2 separate regions of the Homo sapiens genome follow, and region 2 is linked to region 1. The links are chromatin contacts, found by Hi-C or POLR2A ChIA-PET in ENCODE. All regions are on one chromosome and are shown on one strand. Each heading gives the region's core, a stretch centred on a gene start or an enhancer-like site at or near the end of the contact. The rest is flanking DNA. Distances are from core to core; before and after follow the strand shown. Region 1 overlaps TIAM2 (TIAM Rac1 associated GEF 2). Region 2 overlaps TIAM2 (TIAM Rac1 associated GEF 2).

Region 1 (5,313 bases), core at 1,764-4,263:
ACCTGAGGGGGAGAGGCTCCCCAGGTTGGCATCTTTGTACAGTTCCCGGAGGGAGGAGAGGGAAGAGCTTTGGTTGAAAGGCTTTTTGGCATCGCCAGGTGGGAAGCTGGCATGGAGACTGGGGTCAGGCATGCCGGGGGCCAGGAAGGAGCCCTCAGCCTCGCTCAGCTCTCCAGCATTGCCCCAAGGGGAGTCGTACCAGGATGACTCAGAACTCAGGGAGCTGCCTTTGCTGGACCGCAGGCGAGAGTCCGTGGGAGAGGGGCGATGGCTGGGCAGGGAATCGGCGCTGGACCCCCTCCTGGCTTCAGGCACAGGGGAGGTTTCCGATGCTAAGGTAGGTGAGTACCTCAGCAGCTGCACCGGCTCACTGCAGTCCTCTGCAGGCACTTTGCTGGGGTTGCCACCATTGTGGAACTCGACCCTTAAACACCCATCCAGCTTCCCCAGCGTTTTGATGAGCACTCGGGGGCTCTTGCGGTCTTCGCCCGGTGGGGTGGAGGCAATGCTCTCATTCCTCCCGTAGCAGTTGAGAAGGTGTCCGTTGCAGTCTCTGGAGGTGATGTGGTTATCTGCCAGCTCGTGGCCAACAGAGTGGAAGCCATTCTCAGTTGAGAAAGCAGCACTGATGCCCTGGAAATCCTTCCCTGGGGCATTTGTCCTGTGCGTGGAGTAGGCAACACCTCTGGAGACCTTGCATGTGGGGCCACCGAGTCTCGATGCGTAAGGCTGGTTACTCTTAAAGTGAGAAAGGCAGCTTCGGGCCAGGGACCTGGACTTGTAACCTGCTCCGTTGCTTCCGTGACCCCATCCATGCAATGACTTTTCCTCTTTTGCATGAATGCCACGTATTTTCAGGGAGCAAGGAATTTGCTTAGCACCAGTAATAGTATTGCTATGATTTTTAGATCCTTGAAGGGTGTACTGACTGTCGGAGTTGCCCATTTTAACCTAAATTAAGAACAGTTGCATCAGTAAGACCGTGGCCTAAATTACATTCCATTATGACAGAACTTTCTAAAAAGAATGCCCTGCATATTACACAGCAACTTCAGTGCCTGGAAGGACTCAGAGGAGTAGGGACAAGAGTCAGTCAGTAGAACAGGCTCTCCTTATTTTGCAAGGCTGCTCATTAGCTAGACAGACAACACTGCACACCTGTCTGCTAATTATTTTAAAGACATTATTCATTATACAATATTAATTTAGAAGGCGAACAGGCATAAAAATCAGCTTATGAGAAAGATCTGCTTCAGGCTTGGTGTTGAGAGACTTTGAATGATTTTTTTTTGCTTTTTTTTTGAGACAGAGTCTCACTGTTATCATCCAGGCTGGAGTGCAGTGCCGCAGTCACAGCTCACTGCAGCCTCGACTTCCTAGGCTCAAGTGATCCTCCTGCCTTAGCTTCCCAAGTAGCTGGGACTATAGGCACGTGCTACCACTCTCAAGCTCGGGGTTTTTTTTTTTTTTTAAAGATATGGGGTCTCACTCTGTTGCTCCAGGCTGGTCTTGAACTCCTGGGCTCAAGAGATCCTCTTGCCTCGGCCTCCCAAAGTGCTAGCATCACAGGTGTGAGCCACCACACCTGACCAAACTAATGATTCTTGAAGAGAAAAATTAGGGAAAGTATCTTTATTCTGTCAGTCTAAATACACAGATCTCAGTGATCAGAGAGATACATTTTCATTATACATAAACTACTGGTAGAGCTAAAATCTCTCCACAGTATTTTGAGAGACTTTTGCTCAAAAACTATCACATTTTTATAACATGACACCAGGTACCAGGCTCTGTTGGGGCTCTAGGAATACCACAAAAGAAAAAGGCCTGGAAGTCCTCAAAAATGAGGCTGAGATGAAAAATGGGGGAAAAAATAAGAGCTCTCATTTGGGAAAGAAAAACATTTTAATAAAACTAATCTCTAGAGCTTTTGTAAAGACTTCAGGTATCTTCACTTTAGAATATGATGAGAGAAGTAAGTATGAAGCTGACTTAGAATATGGGCATCAGAAAAACTTAATATTAGACTCTTACTTCCTTGTAAAAACCCCAGTTTGCTCAAGGAGTCTATTAGTTAAGCCAAACTCAAAGTGAAAAGGGGGAGAAGGAGGGAGGGAGGAAGGGAGGAAAGAAGAAACCATCTCTTTTGATTCTGAAATAATTTTTTTGAGGTGGGATCTTGCTATGTTGCCCAGGCTGGTTTCAAACCCCTGGGCTCAAGGGATTCTCCTGCCTCAGCCTCCCAAGTAGCTGGAACTACAGGCACATGCCACCATGCCCAGCTAGTTTCTCACTCAAACCAGTATATCACTATTTTAGGTCAGTTGGAGGTGATGCTCTTCTGGTGAGATCTCCAGATATATTTAGTAGGCTTTTTATTTTTAATTCTTTTATATCTAAGAATGTGTAGCCACAAAACAGAAGTTAAATGGATTGACTTTTCTTTGGTGGTAATTATCAAATATTTTAAAACCAAAATCGCTAGCCCAAATAATTAAACCTTTACTTATTACCTTAATCACAGTCATGCAACTTGACGTGACCCCCAGGCACAAGGGTTGGGTTTACCTGACGTCTAGTTTCTGCTGTGAGGGAGGTTAGTGGTCAGTAGGCTTTACATGGTCTTGGGAGCAACACAGCACATTTAACAAGCACGCAAAGTGAGTCCATGAAGTGAGCCTGAAAAACAGAAACGCAAGAAAACTCTGTGAAGCGTTTTACTCCAAGCTCCCACAAAGTCAAAAGGAAGCCTTAACGCAAATTATATGAAGAAACAACTGGTGTCCAGGGTCACTGTCAAGGTAATAAATGAAACGTCTGTGAACCGTGTGATTCATCAGGGTCATTTGAAGCCAGAACTGCCCACCCAGTCTTGCAAAGGCCACCAACTCAACACCCAGTCTGCAGTCAAATGCATGCCTTTGTTTCAGGGGAGACCGCTCCAGTGAGTCATGCGTGGCTCATCTGTCACCATGACCAGGAAAACAACTCTCAGTCTCACAGGGCTGCAGGAGCGTCAGGCTGTGTGACGAGAGGTGGCCCTTGTTCTCTATTTGACCAAGCAGCAAAAACAAAGCCCAAAATATAACATCACAGTGAATAGTCCTTGGTTAAAATAATTTAGCTTGTAGAGGTTGACCTCATAAATGAGATTAAAAGCTTTCTCAAGCACATGTTAGCAGGGGCAAGAGGTCCCCCTCTGAGGGATAAGGCAGGGCTTCTGAAAGGGAGGAGGACTGGCTGAGATGGGGAGGCTCCCCTCTGGCCGTGCTCACTGCTGGACACGAAGCCACAGACACGGGAAGCAGAGGGGTGAGGCCTTAATAGTGACTTTTTGTTCCTTTAAAAAAAAAAAAAAAAGTTTATTTGTAATTGTGGTCAAACATGGATAACATAACATTTTCCATCTTACCATTTATTTATTTATTTATTTATTTGAGACAGAGTTTTGTTCTTCTTGCCCAGGCGGGAGTGCAGTGGCACAATCTCGGCTCACTGCAACCTCCGCCTCCTGGGTTCAAGCGATTCTCCTACCTCAGCCTCCTGAGTAACTGGGATTACAGGCACGCACCACCACGCCCAGCTAATTTTGTATTTTTAGTAGAGACAGGGTTTCTCCATGTTGGTCAGACTGTTCTCAAACTCCCGACCTCAGGTGATCTGCTCACCTCAGCCTCCCAAAGCGCGGGGATTACAGGCGTGAGCCACCGCGCCTGGCCCATCTTACCCATTTTTAAATGTACAGGGCAGCAGTAAGTACACTGTTGTACAACCGTCACCGACATCCATCTTCAGAACTCTTTCCATCTTGCAGAACAGAAACTCTGCACCCATTAAACAGCAATTCCCCGGTCCCACAGCCCCTGGCAACTGTCATTCTACTTTCTGCCTCTATGAATTTGAGGACTCTAGATACCGCATATAAGTGAAAGCATTTGTCTTTTTGCAACTGGCTTATTTCACTTAGTATAATGCCCTCAAGTTTCATCCACGTGGTAGCAGATGTCAGAATTTCCTTCCTTGTTAAGGCTGAATAGCATTCTATTACATGTGCATGCCACATTTTGTTTATTCATTCATCCCATGGAGAGACACTTGGGTTGCTTCCACCTCTTGGCTATTATGAATAATGCTGCTATGACCATGGGTGTTTAACTAGCTCTTCCAGACCCTGCTTTCAATTCTTTATGATATATACCCAGAAGTGGAAATGCAATAGCATTAGGTTATTCTATTTTTATTTTATTTTTAGAAAATAAACTATTTATTGTCATAAGCACACCACTTAGGTTATTCTATTTGTAATTCTTTTTTTTTTCTCTCTTTTTTTGGAGACAGAGTCTTGCTCTGTCGTCCAGGCTGGAGTGCAGTGGCACAATCTCGGCTCACTGCAACCTCCGCCTCCCAGGTCCAAGTGACTCCCCTGCCTCAGCCTCTCAAGTAGCTGTGATTATAGGCGCGCACCATTGCACCAGATAATTTTTCTGATTTTAGTAGAGACAGGGCTTCACCGTGTTGGCCAGGCTGGTCTCGAACTTCCGGCCTTAAGTGATCCACCCACCTCAGCCTCCCAAAGTGCTGGGATAACAGGCGTGAGCCACCGCGCCCAGCCCTATTTTTAATTCTTTACAGAACCGCCATACTGTTTTCCGCAACAGCTGCACCATTTTACATGCTCACCAACAGTGCAGCAGAGTTCCAATTCCTCCACATCCTCACCCATGCTTGTTATTTTCTGTTTTTCGACAGCAGTTATCCTAATGGACATAAGCAGTATCTCATTATGGGTTTCATTTGCATTTCTCTAATGATAAGTGATATTGAGCCATCTTTTTCATGTGCTTATTGGCTACTGTATATCTTCTTAGGAGGGTTCAATGGCACCTTTTATTTTTTTTGAGACAGAGTCTCACTCTGTTACCCAGGCTGGAGTGCAGCGGTACAATCTCGACTCACTGCAACCTGTGCCTCCCGGGTTCAAGTGATTCCCCTGCCTCAGCTTCCTGAGCATCTGGGATTACAAGTGCCCGCCACCACACCCAGCTAATTTTTGTATTTTTAGTAGAGACGGGGTTTCACCATGTTAGCCAGGCTGGTCTCGAACTCTCAGGTGATCCACCTGCCTCGGCCTCCCAAAGTGCTGGGATTACAAGCATGAGGCACCACACCCGGCCTCAGTGGTGACTGTTACAGTTAGTGGGAGGAGAAGCAAGACACTGGAGCTAGGTTCCTCTAACAAAGACAAAGACAAATCTCCTGCCTGAGTCTATCCACGCAGATACATTTTAAATTAAAAAAAAAAAAAAAAGTCAA
Region 2 (5,313 bases), core at 1,389-3,888, 44 kb before region 1:
CTCTGCTGTACCGTCCTTACAAGTAGAGTCAGTGCTGAAACCATATATACCCTCCAACCTGGTTTAAAATGCCCCTGTCTTATGAATTCTCTCCTATCTCTCCTTTCTCTGCCCTCAAGTCCTCTCACTTAGATGAGTTTACTCTCCTATGTCCCTGGTACAGCATTTGGCAAAGCCCAGCTCACAGGAGAGTCACTTCTAAGTCCCGCACCAGGAGAAGATGAATACCAGCAGAGGCTTTGTCTTCTGCATCCTCATTCTCCCTCAGCCATTAACACAGTGCGTCCCACACCCAGGACACACCCAAAACTTCAGTGCTGAGCTGGATACAACTAGAAATTCACAGTCATATTACAGGCAGAAGGGTAAACGCTGTCCGTTTTCAGTATCTTACTCAAATCTGTTGACATAGTGTCAAGTTCTTAATGCTCTCTGGAAGCTTCGAGAAGAAAAATTAACAGATTATTGAAGGAGAATAAGTTCTGGACAAGAGAAAAGTGTGCAGATAGATGGAAGGATGGAAGGACAAAAGAAATAATCCTATTAAAATCCATTAAACAAGGTGCTGTGCTACAACTGCTCTGAGCAATGGTTTTCTGAGTCTACACTGTTGACCCAAGATCTAGTGAACCATAGAAGAGAAGACGCCTATCAAAGCCAAGGCCATCAAAGAGTAAGACCCTCTCAAGAGAGTCCCTCAATGAAAAGTTAAATGTAATTTTTGGTGTGTGTTAGGCAGACAGACAGACAGACACACACACACACACACACACACACACACACAACCCTCACAAATGTATACAGTTCAAGAAAAGTAAAACCTGGTTATTCAAAGGAAGCACCAAGAATTTAAAATTAATTTATTAAAACTAGAAAAAGAAAAAGCTACTTGGTGCTTACAGATCTCTTAGGTTGTTGTAAGCTTTGCCCATTTGGAGGGAAAGTTGGATTAATTCTCTGAAGGAAGGTCAATGCTATCCAAGTTGAAAATACACATGCTTTAGTTTCAGGAAGCCAGATGAAATATTCTCCAATATTCTTTTCATAAAAAGAAGAGAGAATCCTAAAAATAAGCATTAAAAATGGAGCCATCTGGAAAACTCTTTTTCCAGGTTACCCATGTCAAAGATGCTGCTATGTTAAATTAACCTTTTTAACCACCCAGAATTCCACGGTTGGCTACCTTTGCCAGGACTGTTACGCACCTACCACGCCTCCTACTCTACTTCCTCCCATCAAAGAAAAAAAAAAAAAAAAAAAAAAAAAATATATATATATATATATATATATATATATATATATATATATATATTTCCAACTAGCCTCTTCAAGGTTTCCTGGTCCTGAGAATGCAAATGGAGACAGAAAAAATACAATAATAGCAAGGCAATCCAGGTCAAATCTCAGCCTTGTTAGGGGCTGTTATCTAGTGCCTCTGCACTTCTGTTCCTTCACCTTCAAAAGAGGTTAAAAACGCCAGCCTCGTGGGGTGGTTAGGAGACTGATGGGAGGAATTGCATTTGAAAGACATAAATTGTAAAGATTTTTTTTGGAAGCTGAGGCTGGATCAGGGCATTATACTGTACTGGGAGTAGCTACTGCATTTCAGCGATGGCCACTATAAAGAACTTCCTGAGAATCATCCTTTGTTCCAAAGCCCTGGGCCACTGTTCTGGCCACTGCTGCTCAGATCACCTTGCAGTCAGCTCCAACTGGCCATCACGACACGGGAACATCACTGGGCTGCAGCCACAGTCACTCCAGACTGACTAGTGAACGTCTGCAAATCACTTTAGCTCTCCTTGGAGGGCATTCCACAGAAGTATTTATTATTATTATTATTACATCAATGGTCCTGAAACCACATGTCAAATTACTTATGCTCAGTATGCAGCAAGGAGAAAAAATTGAAACTCCGTGTGTTCTCACAGCAGATGCTTTTGGATCAAATGGCTTGTAATTACTACTTGGATCACTGAAGGGAAGTGAGTAGCAAAATCACAATCTGGCTGTCACAAATGGGCCCAAACCACCACAGTGGCTGATAAAAGGAAAGTCTATTTGCAAGGGAGATGAGGAGAAAACACAAAAGGGAGTTGCACGCTCCCAGTTTTCTTAACAACAGTAAAATGTCATAGAAGAGAAAGTGTTTATTTCCTTCTTGGACTGAGGCCCACACATCGGTTGATATGAAAGAAAAACAAAGATGGATCTAGCTAGCTCGCTAGCTGTATGCATATATATATGCTATGTAGGGTTGTGTATTAATATTCTCTCTAAACAGATTACCATACTGTGGTGAAGAGTAAGCTGTTTCATTCATATTTTCCATTTAAGAAAACAATATTAGGGGGTTTGTTTTGGTTTTGGGGTTTTTTGGGGTTTTTTAGGTTTTTTTTTCAGTTTACAGCTCATGACTAAGATGACAATACTGCATTCACTCACTGCCACAGAAAGTTGGAATACCCCAAGCCAATTTTCCAGAAGAAGGGGCCAAGGCCCAGGGGCTGTCACAATTTCTGCAATGAAGCTTCTGGGGTTGCCGCCATCTGAGCCTTAGTGGGGACTTTGTTGTCACAATCTCCATGACAAACACCTCCCTTCAAAGGCCGTGTAAGACTCACTATTACTCATCCAGACGTTCGTTATGAAAAGCTTTCATTTTTGGCAAGCCAAAGTGTCCTCTAAAAAAATGTTCAAGTAAGACTGGCTTTATTCCAGACTTAACAGATTTTGAATTAGGGTGACTCACTGTTGGGCTGTTATATGATGCATCAATTAGAGTGAAATAGTTTAAAATGCACACGGCCCCTCCCTCACAACAGCCTTTCTGTGTTATAGAAATGGGCGTAATGTACTTATTGTATAAAAATAGGTTTGTGCAGGTTACAAGTATTCTCCAAGAATGATTAGCAGATGAAAAGTAGCAAAATGAAATATTAATTATTTAGCCAGCTCAGGCAGAATTTTAAGTCCCAGAGATATAAAAAAACAAATTACACCCTTAGTTCTATCTGCCATTCTATCTGAATCTAGTTATCTGGGTACGATAGCACAGAAATTACAGAGGCTGCATTAAAATTGTCCTATAAATGAAAGGAATTTCTTCAGTATCCCTACATCACAAGTAATGCTTAGCTAAAACAAATAGGAGTAAAACAAATGCAGAAATCATAGTTTCTTCTCACTCCTTAGAGCATCGATGGGACCTGTTGATTTGAGCCCATCTTAAGCACTAAGCTTAAATTCTCACTGTAAGTGGCTACATCAGCAAAATTTATTTTCAAAGTCCAACATAAACTCTGTTAATAGGAAGTGTACTGATGCTATAGTTTCATAACTTTCTTTTTTCAGGGATGGGGTCTTACTCTGCCACCCAGGTCAGAGTGCAGTGGTGCGATCTTGGCTCACTGCAACCTCTGCCTCCCAGGCTCAAGCAATCCTCCCACCTCAGCCTCCGAGGAGCAAGCCACTACACTCGGATAATTTTTTGCATTTTTGATAGAGACAGGGTTTCACCATGTTGCCCAGGCTAGTCTCAAATGATCCACCTGACTCAGCCTCCCAAAATTCTGGGATTACAGGCACGAGCCACCATGCCAGGCCTCTTAACTTTCAAAGTAAGAATTTTACATTGTTATATAATGCTGGAAGAGATAGGACCCTAAAATTATGGGCCTTTATTACAAATCAGTCATCCTCAGCCATTAAATGACTACATCTAATAGAAATAGGGCATATATAAACTATATCGATTACAAGCTTTCCTGGGAGCCATGACATACGCACTTGACAGAGTGGCTAACAGTAAGAGATGGTAAGTGCAGAGTAAGAACTGGCTGGGTGCAGTGGCTCACGCCTGTAATCTCGGCACTTTGGGAGACTGAGGTGGGTGGATCGCGACGTCAGGAGTTCAAGACCAGCCTGGCCAACATAGTGAAACCCCATCTCTACTAAAAATACAAAAATTAGCCAGCCTTGGTGGCAGGTGCCTGTAATCCCAGCTACTCAGGAGGCTGAGGCAGAAGAACTGCTTCAACCTGGGAGGCAGAGGTTTCAGTGAGCCGAGATCACGCCACTGCACTCCAGCCTGGGCAACAGAGTGAGACTCCATCTGAAAAAAAAAAAATTATTTGGTGGAGGAGAAATTAAATAACACAGCTTCATGGGGATGTTGTGGGTTTGAAAAAGGCACTAGGAAGAGGCATAGGCACATCTGGGATTTCATGCTCTAGGATTTCATTCAGAAATCATTCTGAGGATTTGTTTGGTCAGAAGCAATTCTAGGGATGAGGAGACATTACTCAGGCTCCCCTTGACGGCGCCTGGAGAGACACAGCATAGAATGTACTATCTATGTGAAGATCCCTGACAACCCTGAGAGGAAAATGCAATTTTGTATTCACTGAACTCTCAAACGAAGGTAAGTACTGCTGAGGAATAGAGATGTATAAATCAAAGATATTATTATGACTTCAGTCTAGTCATGTCACTAATTTTAAAATGGAGTTAACATGAGGTTAGATACCTCCAAAATGCTTGGCATTCAAGACTATCTCTTTAGAGAATACCTACTGGGACCATTTTAATTATAAATCTATTTTCAAGGAGTTCATGTAAAGATTCTGAACCAGCATTCCTCGCTTAAGTTAGCATTTGTGGCCGGGTGCTGTGGCTCACCCTGTCATCCCAGCACTTTGGGAGGCCGAGGTGGGTGGATCACAAGGTCAGGAGATCGAGACCATCGTGGCTAACACGGTGAAACCCCATGTCTACTAAAAACACAAAAAATTAGCCGGGCGTGGTGGCGGGCGCCTGTAGTCCCAGCTACTCGGGAGGCTGAGGCAGGAGAATGGCATGAACCCGGGAGGCGAAGCTTGCAGTGAGCCAAGATCGTGCCACTGCACTCCAGCCTGGGCAACAGAGCCAGACTCCGTCTCAAAAACAAAAACAAAAACAAACAAAAAAAAACAGAAAAAGTTAGCATTTGTGTCATTCATGTAAAACAAGATGGCGGCCATCTATAGCAAAGTTTACCTCACTGGAGTTACTGGAGTTTTGAGGTAGCTGAGTTCCAGAAAATCCATGGCTGCCACTTGAATCAAATATCTGACAGATGGGGGAGGAAAAAGACTAATGAAATGGCCCTGTAATATTCATCTGCCAGCTACCCTTTTTCATTATTTAAAAACTAAAGTTCTATAACATTTTAGAAGAGCTTCATATCACAATTTGTATCATTATTCTAATACACTTAAAGTTTTTATTTCCCGCATAGTTACGTTTTACTTTTTTATGTCATCTATTATTTAA

Evidence for each region. A loop is a pair of places that touch in the nucleus more often than their neighbours do. ChIA-PET counts read pairs that join two places held with the same protein, here RNA polymerase II (POLR2A). Pooled maps may share reads with other maps.
Region 2: a loop to region 1 is called in a map of PC-3, with 6 times the contacts of the local background. The contact joins two enhancer-like sites. A Hi-C loop is called at or near these places in 2 of 168 maps with a recorded cell type or tissue (Calu3 and PC-3), 1 of 37 single-sample maps with no recorded cell type and 13 of 50 pooled maps. POLR2A ChIA-PET finds 5 or more read pairs at or near these places in 6 of 52 experiments (GM10248, MCF 10A, activated CD4-positive, alpha-beta memory T cell and 2 more).

The regions. Positions count from the first base shown.
Region 1 is chr6:155,124,856-155,130,168 of GRCh38, reverse strand. It overlaps TIAM2 (TIAM Rac1 associated GEF 2), which reads right to left. Exons shown (of 27, transcript NM_012454.4): 3 at 2,569-2,679; 4 at 1-951. The coding sequence starts at 945. Among named protein-coding and RNA genes, the nearest start is that of TIAM2, 130 kb to the right of the region's middle. RefSeq lists enhancers at 1-458, 2,236-2,982, 1,990-3,189. Within about 2 kb of position 3,013, at least 4 of the 41 ENCODE cell types and tissues checked have a DNase peak (open chromatin) inside an H3K27ac peak, as active enhancers do; they include PC-3, where a contact is called at or near this core.
Region 2 is chr6:155,168,641-155,173,953 of GRCh38, reverse strand. All of the region lies in intron 9 of TIAM2 (TIAM Rac1 associated GEF 2), which reads right to left. Among named protein-coding and RNA genes, the nearest start is that of CLDN20, 93 kb to the left of the region's middle. RefSeq lists enhancers at 2,098-2,157, 2,188-2,607, 2,648-2,707. Within about 2 kb of position 2,638, at least 18 of the 41 ENCODE cell types and tissues checked have a DNase peak (open chromatin) inside an H3K27ac peak, as active enhancers do; they include PC-3, where a contact is called at or near this core.